Linked DNA regions of Homo sapiens: region 2 is linked to region 1. A link is an interaction called in ENCODE POLR2A ChIA-PET data of the cell type or tissue named here. Cell type or tissue: PC-9. All regions are shown on one strand. Each heading gives the region's core, and the rest is flanking DNA. Links, peaks and the distances in the headings are about the cores only.

Region 1 (7,350 bases), core at 1,310-6,309:
GTCAGGGCCTAGAGCAGCCAGAGTGCTCACAGTGGCCTGCCCTGTGTGCCGCCGGCCTGCGCTGGGTGGGAGGGAATCCAGGGGCTCAGTGGAAGAGCCGTCTCCTAAGGGGGAGGCCTTGCCAGGGCCCACCGAGCAGGGTCTTGCAACCTTGGCAGGTGAGGCTGAGTCACAGGCGAGAGAGGCACCTGCATGGTGCAGCTGAGGGAGGACTGTAGCCTCCCTGGCCTGCTGGTCCTCTCTGGGAATCCTATTTTCCTGAGGAGGCGAAACTGCCGCATCCGAGTGTCTGTTTCTCTGTGCAATAGTAATGCCCCGCTAGGTGGCAGGGGACAGGTGTCCTGAGCGTTGGACGGCTGAAGGGCAAGGGAGCCCCTGAGGCCTGTGGGAGGGAAGGGGTGGTGCAAGGCCTCTTCTGGGGACAGGGACAGGCTGCCTGGTCCCTGGGGAGGGGGATGGGGGAAGGGTTGGTTTTATTTGCCCTGCAGCCACCGGCACAACCAGAGGTGAAGGCAGCTGCAGGGCCCTCCTGGACACAGTGGGAGTGTCCAGGGAGGGAAGGAGGAGGGGGGCTGGAACAAGACACAGCCGAGGACTTGGGAGGAGGAGAGGCTGAAGCCGTAGACAACGGCTGAGGACCAGGGAGGAGGAGAGGCCCTGACCACACCCTGCAACCATGGCCTGGCCCATGGGTCACACCTACAGCCAAGCTCAGCCACATCGGGTCAGCTCTGGCTGGCCCACCCGTGCTGGGGAGTGGGCAGGCACTAGTGGTGGCGAGGCCCCTCCCTAAAGGTGGCGTTGACCAGCCCACCTGGCCTTGGTCCCCTACCTTCAACGAAAGTCTGGCAAAGGCATCCTGAGAAGGTGACAGAGGGAAGCCCTGCCCTTCCAGAGGGCCTCAGGCCAAAGTGCTCCCCAGACCTGGGGCTGCGGCCCAGGGAGGGCGGCCAAGGGAGGCTTAGACACCTGGCCTCTGGGCCTCATTTTAGGGAGGCGAGGTGACTCTCAGGCAGGTGCAGGGCTTCCTGAGTAAGTGTCACATGAGCAGAGTGATTGCAGCCTGTGAGGGCAGGGTTGTCAGCCAGGTGAGGACAGTAGATTTGGGTCAGGGCCAGGCACAGCCACAGGACCTCTGCCCTATGGACATCCTGCTCCTTTTCTGGCCCCTGAGCCCCGTCACTCCCTCTGTCATTGCTGGTGCTGACCAGCTGAGCCACCCCCTTAGGTCACTCAGTCTTCTTCTCTCTTCATTTTCTCGGAGGAAAAATGGGCATGAAACAAGGATATTCCCTGAATAGCCACATAGTCTTAAAAAACAAAAACAGAGTTGGAGGACTCAGTTTCCCAGTTTCAAAACTTACTACAGTACAAAGCTACAGTAATCAAAACAGTTTGATATTGGCATGAAGGCGGACATGTGGACAAATGGAATAGAAGAGTTCAGACACAAACCCACACACCTGTGGTCAATTTTTTGGGACAAGGATGCCAAGATTATTCAATGAGACAAAGAGTAGTCTCTTCAACAAGTGGTACAGGGACAAATGAAGCTAGACCCTACCTCACACCATACACAACAGGGAACCCAAAATGGACCAAAACCCCCAGTGAGCAAAAACTCTTAGAAGAAAATATTGGGGAAATCTCATGACATTGGATTTGGCAAGAGATTCTTGGATATGAAACAAAAAACACAGGCAATAAAAGAAAAAAACAGAAGAATTGGACTTTATGAAAATTTGATAGTACCCTTTGTGTTTCAAAGGGTACTATCAAAACAGTGAAAAGACAAACCACAGAATGGTAGGATTTTTTTGCACATCATATATCTCATGAATGTCTAGTTTCCAGAAGAAAAAAAAAAAACTCTTCAACACAACAGCAAAAAGTCAGTTTTAAAAATAGCAAAGAATTTGAATAGACACCTTCCCAAAGATGATATGCAAATGACTAATAATCTCATGAAAAGATGCTCAGTATCACTAGTCATCAGGGACATGTAAATCAGAGCAACAGGATGTCACACACCACACTCGAGATAGCTAGCACCAAAAATCGGAAAATAAGTGTCGGCGACGATGTGGGAAAATGACAAACCTTGTATATTGCTGGTGGAAACATGAAATGGCTTAGCCACTGTAAAAACAGTTTGGTGGTTCCTCAGAAAGTAAAACAGAATTAACATACAGCTAGGGGTATGGACAAAATAATTGAAAACAAGTATTCAAACAAAAATTTTTGCATGGATGTTCACAGCAGCACCATTCACAGTAGTCAAAATATGGAAACATCCCAAATATCCACCCAATGAGCAGACAAAACTGACCTATCCATGCAAGGGAATGTTCTCCAGCCATAAAAAGGAATCAGGCACCGATTCCTGCTGCAGTGTGCAGGGGCCTTGGAAAGATCACGGTAAGTAAAAAAAGCTGGACATCAAAGGTCACAGGCTATGTGACTCCATTTCTGTGAAATAACCAGCATTTCACATTCCCCTGAACCCACAGCAGCAGACAGCAGGTGCGTGGTTGTGGGGGCTGGAGGCACGGAGAGATGGGGAGAGCCTGCTTAGTGGTTTCCTTGTGGGGAGATGAGATGTTTCGGAACTAGACAGAGGTGAGGCTGCACAGCACTGTGAGCAGATGAAGTGCTGCGGAATTGGACACTTTAAAGTGGTTAATTTTATGTTACATGAATTTTACCTCAGTAGAAACCAAAGCCAAGCAGAATTGCCATGAGGGATGAGGTGTGGAGCTGATTATCCACGTGGAGCCCGAGAGCAGGCCTGACATGGAGGGAGCCTCTCCCAGCGTCCGACGATCTCGTCCTTCCCAAGTGGGCATAGTTCAGGCTGCTGGAGGTGCAGAGAAAGAGGCAAGGCGCCGTCCCCCAGTGAGCGACCCTGTCTTAACCTCAGCATCATGAGGCTGGAGTGGCCAGGTGGCTGGGAGCTGCATTTCTCAATCCAGCCACCTGGCCACCTCCCACTGCCACCACACATCACATGTGCCTGCAACAGAACCATGGCAGCCCACCCATGAGGACCCACCCAGTGCAGGGAGGCGAGTGCAGTGAGTACCTGTACCCACTTCGCCTCTGAAGCAGGTGCTGCAGGTGTCCACCCAGGCTCCTCCTCGCTCCCTTCTCCACACTCAAGGTCGCCAGTGACCGCTGCCTGCTGGGTTTCCCTGGGTCCCCTGGCAGAGTAACCTGGAAGTGGCAGAAAGAAAATGACTTAGACGTATCCCTTAGCTGGTGGACAGGCACCAGTTCCTGCTACACAGCTGGAAACCCAGGCATGTGTGTGCTGTTACAAAACAAACTTTCAACACATTTAGTTAAGATCTGATATGGTTTGAAAGTTTCTTCTCTCTAAATCTCCTGTTGAAATGTGATCCCCAGTGGTGGAGGTGAGGCCCTGTGGGAGGTGTTTGGTCACAGGGGTGGGACCCTAGTGAATGGCTTGACGTCATCCCCTTGGCGATGAGTGAGCTGTCGCTGAGTTAGTTCACACGAGAAAGCTGGTTGTTTAAGAGAGCCTAGGGCCTCTCCCTTCTCTCTCTTCCTCCTGCTCTTGCCGTTGACGCACCTGCTCCCCCTTTGCCTTCCACCATGAGTGGAAGCTTCCTGAGCCCTCACCAGAAGCAGATGATGGTATTGTGCTTCCTCTACAGCCTGAGCTGATTAAACCTCTTTTCTTTATAAACGACCCAGCCTCAGGTGTTTCTTCATAGCAATGGAAGAGCCGACTCGCGCAAGATCTAATTGGCTATCCCTGGTGACTCACGAATCAGGCAGCATCGCATTTGGAGAGTTAGGAAGGGTGTTCCCATAAGCTGAGTGGAAGAGGTGGGCTTTACAGGCAGAAAAGGCTGAAGAAACAGAAATAAGAGGACAGCAAGTGATTGGGCATTGTGGGGTCACTTTCCTTGTCAGACTAACACGGAGGGACTTCCTGAGTCTCCTGACTCAGGTAGACTGATTGGCTGCGGTGAATCTCTTCATTTTGGGAAAAGGGGCCCTTTCTAAGTTCAGTTTGATGATGTGACATGAAGCATGAGTGACTCCATTCTGGTTTGGTCTGGGTGTTGGGTTTGGGGCAGGAGCTTCTCTGAACCAGTGGCCACGGTCGTTTTTATTTGACCATTGCTCTACGCTGTCTCCTGAGGTTTCTTGTGGCTGAGCCAGGTCACAGTGAGCTGCACCGATCACCCATCCTGCTACTTCCCTCCTCATCTCTTCCTCACGCCCCTGCTGCTGTTTCCTGGGACCATCCAGTAAACGAACCTTGTCTCAGCATCTGCTTCTTGGGGGAACGCAGTTGAAGACTGTCTCAGATGTGCACAGTCTCCCTGAGAGGTGGGTCTGTTTGCATCCAGCTTATAGAAAAGCACCTGGCTCAGGGAGGTTAAGTATTAACAATTCACACAAGTTCACAACAGCTTGTGATCGTCCCTGCCCTGTCACCTCCCTGTTTATCACTACGTTCTCCAGCGACATCCTCCCCTCCCATCATCTCATGCCTTGGAAAAGGTGGGCAGACCCTGAAGACAGAGCCCTTACCTGGAAGGGGAGGCGCCAGGTCTCCAGCAGGCAAGCCCTGGCTCCCTCCCACCCAGCAGGAACACTGGGCTGACTCTGGACAGGTGGAACTGCCACAGTTTACAGAGGTCTGAGTGAACTGGAAGCATCTTCAATCCTTGTGCATGAATTGGTTTCCAAGGTGTTGCCCGTGATATTTTAACCATTTTTGTTGTTGTTGTTTAGAGACAAGAACTTGCTCTGTTGCCCAGGCTGGAGTGCAGTGGCACGATCATAGCTCACTGCATCCTTGAATTCCAGTGCTCAAGCAATCCTCCTGCCTCAGCCTCCTGAATAGCTGGAATTACAGGTGCACACCACCGCATCTGGCTAATTTTTTTTTTTTTTTTTTTTTTTTTTTTTGTAGAGACAGGGTCTCGTTATTTGCCCAGGCTGCTCTTGAACTCCTAGCCTCCAGTAATTCTCCTGCCTTGGTCTCTCAAAGTGCTGGGATCACAGGTGTGAGTCACCACGCTGTGTGGTATACCGCAGATCAGTGTGCAAGCCTGACGGTAGGGCTTGATGAATTTGCATCTCTTAAAGTGCACCCAGATTGAGAAACAGAGCATGCCCTGCCCCAGGGACCCCTCACGTCCTCTCCACATTGTCCTGCACCCTGAAGTCCCCCTGCCCAAAGCTCCCCTGCCACAGGACAGGTGCCCTGCCTTCGACCCTGACCCATGGACTGGGCCGCCGGGCCTGGCACTCTCCCTGGCGCTGACCTCGGTCTCTCGATCCTGAGCACCACCTGCGTTGCTGCCCACTTCTCGTCCTCAGGTGGCCTTCCGTTGTGAGCGCCTGTGGTCTCCATGCCCAGGCCACCGTGGCTGGACAATCGTGTGGTTTCAAGAGCGCTGCTGTAGCTGTGTTTGTCTCTGCCACCAGGGGCACATGGGTGCGTGTTTTTGCGGGGTCAGAGGTGCTGGGCACCAGGCTAGGCAGAGTCCGCTAAGCCGCTTCACAGAGTGACTGCTGGCTGGGCTTCCCGCCTGGTGTCCTCACCAGCACCAGCTGCCCTAAGAAATCATCTCTTCATGGATGAGCTGGCTTCCTCTCCCTGGAAGGTAACTGCATCACCAGGGCAAGGGCAGCTGTTGGTTCTGCTGTATCCGAAGCACCAGAATGTGCCTGGTGGGGCAGTGCCCGCTGAGACTCGGGTCTTCACGGCTGGGTGGTGAGTGGTTGTTGTAGGAGTGACCAATGCTTGTTGAATGAATGAATGACCACGTGAGGTGGCATTGCCATTAACCCTCAAGCTAAGAAGGAGCAGGGGTGTTTGGAAAAGTGTGAATCTGGCGGAGCCGGGCACTGCACTTGTGTGGCCCCAAGGGCCTGGACATTTCCCCCATGCCCCTGGTCCAGACCAACAGGCCTGCCCTCCGAGATTCTGTCCCCAACGTGAAGACTCCTGTATTCACTGAGAGCCTCAGGACTGTGTTTAGAATGTTGCTCAACACAATCGTGGAGAAAGTGCAAGCTTTCTGTCTTCCTCTGCAGCGTCAGTCACCAGCCAGCCTCCTGCTTTCTGCCCCCACAGTGCCTCAGGAAGACCCAGCCCTCAGCCCCAGCCCTAGCCCCACCTCAGTCTCCCTCCATGCCTGCAGGTTTTCTGGAAGGAGATTTTCTTGCTACGTGACCATTTCTAAAGCTCATCCATTTCTAAAGCTCGTTCTGAAGCTGTCCAGAATTAGGCATTGCACTTTAATTGCCATTGTGGGAAAAGGCATTTCAAAATCACACACAGAGACCTCGCCTGCTGGCCAGCCCTCCTGCCCTCCTAGTGGTTGGAAATGCCAGAGCCACACACAGTCGTGGTGTTGGGCGGAAATTGACTCTGGCGCGTGGCACCCGGAGTGGCATTGGGTACAGGGTAGTGGGAGGGCTGGTAACCCGGGGATTTCCACTCAATGAGCTTGGGCTGAACGCGAGAGGCCCGAGGGCCGTACGCCTGGTGCATCCATCAGGAAGGTTAGTGGCAGAGACACCGGTGCCAGGGACTATCACTGGTCGGAGGCCATATGCCTGGTGCACCCATCAGGAGGGTTAGTGGCAGAGATGCCGGCACCAGGGACTGTCACTGGTCGGAATACTCCTGGCGCACTCATCAGGAGGGTTAGCAGCAGAGACGCAGGTGCCAGGGACTGTCGCTGGTTGGAGGCAGGGCTAGATCAGCTGAAGACCGTGTTGTCCCACAGGATCCAGTTTTTGGGACCAACAACCAGAACTGGAAGCTTTTGAAAAGCTTGAAAAATCTCTAGTAGTGGTTAAAATAGAACACATCACATTCTGAAATATATGAAAAAGAAAAAAGAGGGTTCCCATTCACACCCTCACCCAGAGTGATCAGGGTGAGCCACTGTGGGCGCATCTTTCTAGAACTTTCTCTGGTTCGTAAATGGCCCTGTTCAAGCATCTGATGCCCATTGTGTGCGGCATTGTTTTTCTAACTGAACCCTGAGCGAGCCTTGGTGGCCTCTCCACATCAGGGCCTAAAGCTCCGCCCACACCTCTGTTCCAACCCATTGTCACTATTCCAGAAAAGGGCTGCAGCCTCTGTTTTACCATGCCTCAGCTCAAGAGTGTTTTTATTTCAAACAAAGTGATATTAAAATGGCAGCGGTGGCTTCTATAGAACAGATGATGAGAAACACATCTGCTGAGTTACAGGGTGCACATTTCAGTATTTTAAAGAGGTGGCCTAATGTCCTTCAAAAAGACAAAGTCAGGCACAGTCCCTGGTGACTCATGCCCTTGTCAAAGCAGGGG
Region 2 (7,350 bases), core at 781-5,780, 1.2 Mb after region 1:
CCAGGTGGCCTCCACCAGCGGGGAGCCGAGTGTGCGGCTGGAGTGTGTAGCTGGAGCGTGTGGCTGGAGTGTGTTGCTAGGGTGTGTGGCTGGGGTGTGTGGCTGGGGTGTGTGGCTGGCCTGCTCAGGAGAGACGGGGAGCCGAGTGTGTGGCTGGCGTGTGTGGCTGGAGTGTGTGGCTGGGGTGTGTGACTGGGGCGTATGACTGGGGCCTGCTGAGCGGAGAGTATTCTCAGTTATTTGTTTCCGGCAGATCTGAGAACCTGAGTAGTAGGAACTGCTTCAGGCCTGGGTCCCGGCCCGGGTGGAGTTGCTGTGGAACGCAGGTGTTTTCTGTGTGAGTTTGCTAAGCGCTGTTGGGCGTTCTGGAAGTGTCTTTCCAAAGCAGACATTATCAAGCCAGGGTCCTTGTGGCTACACCAGGCTGGGCGGCTGTGTGGCCCTTTTAGGCAGCTAGAACTGGCCTCACTGGTTCCGGGGATGCGTGCGGTGAGAGTGGGCACATGTCCGGTGAGCTTGTGGAAGTGCCCTGAGACCCTGGTTCCTGCTCCGGAGTACAGAACGTGTGATGATCAGCGATGGGCCACCATGGCGTGACTGGCACCAACAGCGCAGAGACCATAAACATGTTCCTTCCTGCTGACCGGCCCGTACTCCCAGGGTGGTGGCCCAGGGCCTGTCCACCTGGGTCTGCACTTCTGGGCTTCCCTGTCGTTTCCCCAGCTTCCCTTCTGGTAATGAGCTTGGTGCTCCTCCTCTCCCCACCTCTCACCCTTGTGCCTTTGGAAAGGCCTTACTGGACAGACCGGGAACAAGAGGGCATCTGCTATTTCTGGGGAGCTTCAGAAGCTGAGCTCACCGGGCTCGGCTCTGGGAGCATGGTTGTCCTCCAAATACATGTTTTCTTCTTTTACTGATCCTTCTGCTAACCTCGGGACCCCACTATACCAGGTGCTGGGTACACCAAGGTGAGCAGGACCCCGTCCCTGCTTTCAAGAATGGTTAAGAGAATTGCAAAATATTAGTGCCGTGCAGAGTCCCAGGTGCCACCAGCAGGGGCAAATGCAGGCCCAGGAGGGCGCGGCAGTGGAAAGGGGCTGCACAGAGCAGGGGAGGCTCCACAGCTGACTCTCGAATGGTGTTCCCCAAGGGCTAGAGGGGTGTGTGTTAGGGGGTCAGGGTTGGGGGATTTTGTGGCACGGTGACAGACAGTGTTGCAAGAAGAATGAACTCATACACAGACCTGATCACTTGGTGGTGGCTTCACCCTGGAGCCTGTTGTCATTCCCCCTGGCCTCCCTCTGCCGTCTTGCCTCGCCTGGCTCTGCTGCTCTGCTGGCCTCTGCAGCCGGCCTTTGTCTGGGCAGCGAGCAGTGTCCAGGCAGCAGACAGCGGGTAGTGTCCAGGCAGCAGGCAGTGTTCCGGCAGCAGGCAGTGTCCAGGCAGCGGGCAGTGTCCAGGCAGCAGGCAATGTCCAGGAAGTGGCCTGTGTCTGGAGAGCAGATGGTGTCTGCGGTGTATCGGTGTCTCATCTCCAGCTAGAGGGACTTAGGTCCCCATGACTGGTGAAGCCGTTTCAGGAACAGCACTGATGACCAATGGAGCAATCTCTGGCCTAGTTGGGAGGTCCGTCAGGGCTGCTTTGAAGGTGGCACAGGCCATACATGCAGAACCCGGGTGCCTGTCCCACTCCTGCCCCCGTCCTGTGGCCTGGGGTCCAGACACAGGGAGCTGGAGGCAGAGGGGCTGCTGAGTCAGTTAGACAGGCCTCTCTGTTGGCGGGACCACGACTTGACGCCTTCTCCCCTCAACACTTCCAAGGCATACTTGCCAAGGGTCCGCACCCGCTCTCTGGTTCGGGGCCTCTCCCTGCCTCTGTAAGACTGGTGCAGCTGCTCTAACTTGTCTGCCATCTTCAGGTTCTCTGCGTTGCCACCAGAGTGAACTTGCTGGCGTGGGGGTCGGTGTCTGCCGTGAGTCAGGTCCCTGCGCAGTCCTCCCTGGCAGTGGAGGAACACTGGTTCTTTGCCTGGCCCCAGGGCAGTCCCAGCCCCAGAGGTCCCTGGCCTGCGCTGGCTCAGAGCATGCTGGCCATCTGCTTGGGCGGAGCCTGTCCACCACCGCCTGGTGCCTTCCCGCCCATCCTTTTAAGGCCTCTCCTCCTCTGGGAAGCTTTCCCAAATGAGGCAGGCGACAGAGGAGCTTCATCTTCTCCGCCCCATACCTTCAGGGTGGCACGTGGCACCATGAGGAGCTATCTGGGGCTCCCCTGGGTGTCTTCCCCTCCCTGTGAGCTCCTGGAAGGCAGGGGTCCTGGCGTTCTATCTTGCCTTCTTGCATCATGGGTGTGCCTGGCAGCCTGAGGGGTGGGGAGTGGGACCAGGCACTGCAGAGGCCCCCAGCCTCACTCTGAGGCTGGACCTGGAGTCGCAGGGTGGCAGTACCGAACCCAGGTGTGCCACCCGCACACACACAGACCGTGCAGGCAGGGGCGGTGGCTGCTGTTCTTCCATGTGTGTCCCCCTCGTGGCGGCCCTGCATTGCTGCCTGTTGGTGGGGTTAGGGTCTGCTGTCACTCCGTGGGCCATGACATCGCCACTGCCATCACATTTGCAGAGCTCCGTGTGCATACATGATAGCGTCCCGACCAACAGCGCCTCCGGTACACAAAGCCGTTTCTTGGTGAATCAGCAAGTCTGGGCTCCTGCCGTTTCTGGGTGAGCCCTGTGCTTGGACAGTTATGAATCATTTGCTTGCCTCTTGATTTGCGTCAATCAAACCACATGTGAAGAAAGCGGCAGTGAGCAGCGCTTTGCCGGCAGCCTGGCTCCAGCGTGGGGCGGCTTGCCAGGGACAGCCTCAGGAGGCCAGCCTGCGCGGCCTGGTGGTCTGGGCTGAGGGCCTGGGGTGGCTTCGGCCCACGGGGCTTCCGGCCGGCCCCCACCCTTTCTTCCCCCGATCCCCGTCAGCCACGGGAGATGGGTGAGATGGTAATGATAGCGTAGCGTGTGCTGGCTTCCTACGTGTAATCCTGTGGCCAGGGGCACATATTCGCAGCTCTGGGAATGTTTATGGTTGGAAGCCCCTCCGCTGATCTGTTCTTCCCTCTCACACAAAATCACTCCAGGACAGGGCTCTTTGCAAAGATTACTTGTAAGAAAGCCTTAATTAAAAAGAGATGTCACCATGCCCCTCCCCTCCTTCAAACCAAGAGGAGCAGCAGAAGGGGGAGTGGCCCAGGGTCAGAAGGACAGCTGGGAGGAGCGTGGGGGCCAGGCCAGGCCTAGGGAAGGGCCATCCACCTGGGACTTCTGAGCCTTTTCTTTTCTGGAGCAGCTTTGGGGATGAGGCTTGCCCTCCGTTGAGTCACGGTGACAGCTCTGCACTGTGCTGGGCTGAGAGAGCCCCGCCGTGGAGGGCCATCTGGGAAAGTAGGGTTCCCAGGGCCCCCCAGCTTCACTGGCTTGCTTTGCTTTGGTTATTTTCGAGGTAGGCAAATGAGGTTCTCGTTTTTACCGTGAAGGTTACTTGTATTGTTGTTGAATTAGCTGTTGAATGGTAGCTGTTGTCCTAGTTTCCTAGTTAGTCATGGCTGTGGCTCGTGGCTTAGAGACCAGCGGCGCCCTGGCTCATTCCCATCTCTTGCGGGGGCCCATACATGATTCGTCCTTAAAACTGGGAGGGGACGCCGGGGTGCACTGGGCTTGTCCTGTCGTTTGGTAATGATCACAAGTGTGTTTATATGTGACTCTTCCAGGGAATCGTGGAAACTTAGTGGCCATGAGGTCCCCTGGCTCTGAAATTTCTCTCTGAATGAGCTGGGAGGGTGTAACCTTCCACAATTGTGAGCCCAGGTTTATGTTTGCAACAAATAATAAACAGCAAAACAGAACAGAGTGATACCCCCGTCCAAATCTAGCACCTTCACTGGCTATCTTTCATTTTTTATTACGGAAAATTTCAAACATTTACGAAAGTGAAAAGACAATAAGGAGCGGACTAGGCTGCTGTCCCCATCTTCAGCGATGGCTGAGCAGGGCCAGGCCTGCCTCACTGTATTGTTCCAAAGCAGTTCTACCGTCATGCAGGTGTCTTCCGAACATGCGACCCTAATACCATTGTCACAGCTTTAACACATCAACACGTGAATCCATCAAATAATCAGTCATTTAAAATCCCCATTGTCTCAAAAAGTTTTCAGTCTCTTTTCTTTTTGTATGTGGCTGTTGTTCAAATAAGTGTTAAGTAAGGTTCGTGGGTTCTAATGGGCCACTGTCACTTGTGATGGACACAGCCGTTTCCTCCCTCTTGCTCTCCAGTCTATTTGTTGGGGAGCTTGGCTTGTCCTGTTGTGTGGCCACGGCAGAGCTCTCACTGCCTGTGTCCATGTGGCGTGTTGAGCAAGTTCCTCCTCCCTCTCTTTCTGGTGACCTGGCGGTTGCAGCTGGAGCCTGCGCCGGACCGGGGCTAGTTGGCAAGACTGTGGCATGGGGGCGTGGGCGTTCTGCTGGGTGATGAGCGGGTCCTGAAGGTGGCTGTCTAGCTTCATTCCTTCCTTCCTGGGGGCTGCAGAGTGATAATCCAAGACACTCACTCCTGAATCAGGTAAAAGACTTCTGCAGAGAGGAAGTGCCCTCATCAGCTCTTCGGCTCACACAGGAAAGGCTTTCTTTATTTACCATCTTTCAGAGGAATGAGCTCGTTGCTTTACATCATCTGAAGGTCACTGGTGAGTTTTGTCGTTTGTTTTTGTGTGTAATTGTGAGCTTGTGGGTTTAAGTGTGCTCCATGCCTTTTAGGCCTTTGCTGCTGTTACTCTCATTGATGTTCACCTTGTCCTCCTTGATCCACGAGGCCCTGTGGAGTTGGCCCTTGAGTCTTTTGGACATAACCCTTGCAGTCTTTGATTGCTTCCTTGCTCTGCTGTGACAAGACACCTTGTCACCTTGTATAATTCCTGTCCCCGGAATTTATCTGATAATCCCTCATCTCAGTATCCTTAATCACATGTGTAAAGTCCGTTTGAGCATCTAAGGTGGTGTATTTCTAGGTTCCGGGAATGAGGATGTAGACCCTGTGTGGGGTATCATTTATCCTTCCTGTGCTCAGCCCTCAGACCTGCAGGTCTGGTCTCTGACTCTGCCGCTCATCGTGGGCAACTCTCTGGCCAGGTCGCTAGGGAGGGAAGAAGCCGTTGCAGGAATATAGGGACAGCTTGGGACGAGAGGGCCAGGGTAGATGCCTGTCTAAGGGTCTAGGGAGGTACAGAGGTGAGCCCCTCTGCTGCTCTTGTCCCCTACAGTTGCCTGCCCTGCTCTGCCAGAGTCAGAGGGCATCGCCTGGGGCACCCACAGCAGCAGCGCAGGGGTGCATTGGGGGTGAGTGCAGATGGTTGGCTGCGAGAGGTTCCGATGCTGGGTTTGACAGTCAGGGTGGTCTTGTATCTTTTTGATCCTGGCCATCCTTGTGGATAGAAAGTGACATCTTATTGTGATTTTGATTTACATTTTCCTGAGGTTAACAACTAGTGATGACAGTCATCTTTTCACATGCTCATGGGCCATTGTGCATCTTTGGAGAAATGTCTGTTTAAATCCTTTGCTCATTTTAAAATTAGATTATTTGCCTTTTTATTGTTTGAGTTGTCTGGCCCTTTATATTCTAGATACAGCTCCTTGATCAGATATATGGTTTGCAAATATTCTTTTCCATTCTGTAGGTTGCCTTTCTGGATGGTGTCTTTTGAAGCTCAGAAGATTTTTATTTTGCTGGTATCCTGTTTGGCTATTTTTTTCTTTTGCTGCCTGTGTTTTGGTGTCCTATCAGAGACATTTATTGAACTCGGATTGGATTGGAACGATGATGTGGGCCCCCTCTTGGGGCTCCTGGCTTTTGGCTTCTGTTGAATGTAAATGCTAAAAGGCTTCTCTGGGCTGTTAGGAGAGAGGCAGATTTTATTGCCCAGCCAGCTTCTGCAGTGTCTAATGGCTAGATTCGCTTTTCCCACAGTTGTTTTTAATTGAATGTCCGTGGGAAAGTGGCCAAGTAAATGGAAGGTTTCACAGAGAGAGCTGGGTTTCTTTGTTGATTTTTTTTGAAACTGTGCTTTTTTGTCATTACTGTGCAGAGTTTGTTGGAATCTGGCGCCAGGTTGTGATGTCTGCTGAGACTTGTATTGGTCTTGTTGAGTATGGCAGCATTGTAGTGGCTTTTCCCCCACTCGAAACACAAGTTCCAGGAAATTTCGAAGCTCTGTGTAACTTCCAGGTGGACATCTTCCCTGTTGAGAGGTTAATTATGGGACGTGGAGCCATCAGGGACTCTGAATGTGGGACACACATCCTGAGGAGAGAGGCCACGTCTTGGAAGGATGAAGGGCAACCTGTCTTCGGGGTCCAGAACTGGACTCTCACTCAGCAGCTGTGCCGGCCTCAGCCACCCAGGCTTTGTGTCTGTAACATGGGGATGACGACAGTGTCTACCCGATAATCCGGAGATCCACATCGGGGGATGGAGAGCTCTAGGGAGGATGCCGGCAGAATCGGCTCTCATAGTCCTAAACACAATCACCAAGATGAACTGTTGCTTTCATGTGAATTGAGTATTCCTCATTATTCCAAACACAACAGCACTGAAAACTTAGAATGTGTAAACAAAAAACACACTAAGCCGACCGAGCACAGTGGCTCACACCTGTAATCCCAACACTTTGGGAGACCAAGGTGAATGGATTGCTTGAGCTCAGAAGTTCAAGACCAGTCTGGGCAACATGGCAAAACCCCTTCTCAAACCCCTACTCTACTAAAAGTATAAAAATTAGCCAGGCATGGTGGCATGCACCTATGATTCCAGCTACTCAGGAGTGTGAGATGGGAGGATCACCTGAGCCCAGGAAGTCGAGGCTGCAGTGAGCCGTGATCACACCACTGCATTCCAGCCTGGGCAACCGGAGCAAGACCCTGTCTCAAAAAACACCAAAAAACATACTAAGCCCCAACCTTTTTACTGGTTTTAAATTCTGAATCTTGCATTTCCTTCAGCTCCAAATTAATGAGAAAAGTGAAGGTTGTGTGTCTATCAGATAAACCCGGTCCTTTGAGTTGTAAGTATTTTCAGAGATTTGTAACTAATTAGGATATATTTAATATTAATGCACATATTTGCCATGTTTCTGAATGAGGAACGGACACTGTATTTTCCTTGCCAAAAGCTAGCCTACCAGTGTATAATTTACTCTGTATCTGGGGTTTTTTGGAGGTCTGTGCATATTTTGGTTTGAACTAAGAGCCACTTAAGTCTGCACGTGCTGCTCACAGTAACGCTCACATCTGTCGTATCCGTCAACAGGTC

What was found. ChIA-PET counts read pairs that join two places held together with the same protein. Peaks named below come from ENCODE experiments on the same cell type or tissue, not always from the same donor. Only the 100,000 strongest peaks of a DNase experiment are listed, where the experiment ranks them.
Region 2: POLR2A ChIA-PET joins it to region 1 with 5 read pairs; 1 of 35 experiments calls an interaction of 5 or more read pairs at or near these places.

What each region holds. Positions count from the first base shown.
Region 1 is chr2:240,423,138-240,430,487 of GRCh38, reverse strand. No RefSeq gene overlaps it. Among named protein-coding and RNA genes, the nearest start is that of GPC1, 8.8 kb to the left of the region's middle. RefSeq lists enhancers at 2,577-3,076, 3,077-3,578. In PC-9, for the core only: no CTCF peak of the experiment used is centred there; a DNase peak (open chromatin) is centred at 3,427; H3K4me3 peaks cover 482 bases; H3K27ac peaks cover 2,008 bases.
Region 2 is chr2:239,270,747-239,278,096 of GRCh38, reverse strand. The region is part of intron 2 of HDAC4 (histone deacetylase 4); the gene reads left to right. Among named protein-coding and RNA genes, the nearest start is that of MIR4269, 31 kb to the left of the region's middle. RefSeq lists a silencer at 2,172-2,380 and enhancers at 2,529-2,628, 4,277-5,054. In PC-9, for the core only: a CTCF peak has its summit at 2,311; DNase peaks (open chromatin) are centred at 2,736, 3,346 and 3,586; H3K4me3 peaks cover 1,936 bases; H3K27ac peaks cover 2,362 bases.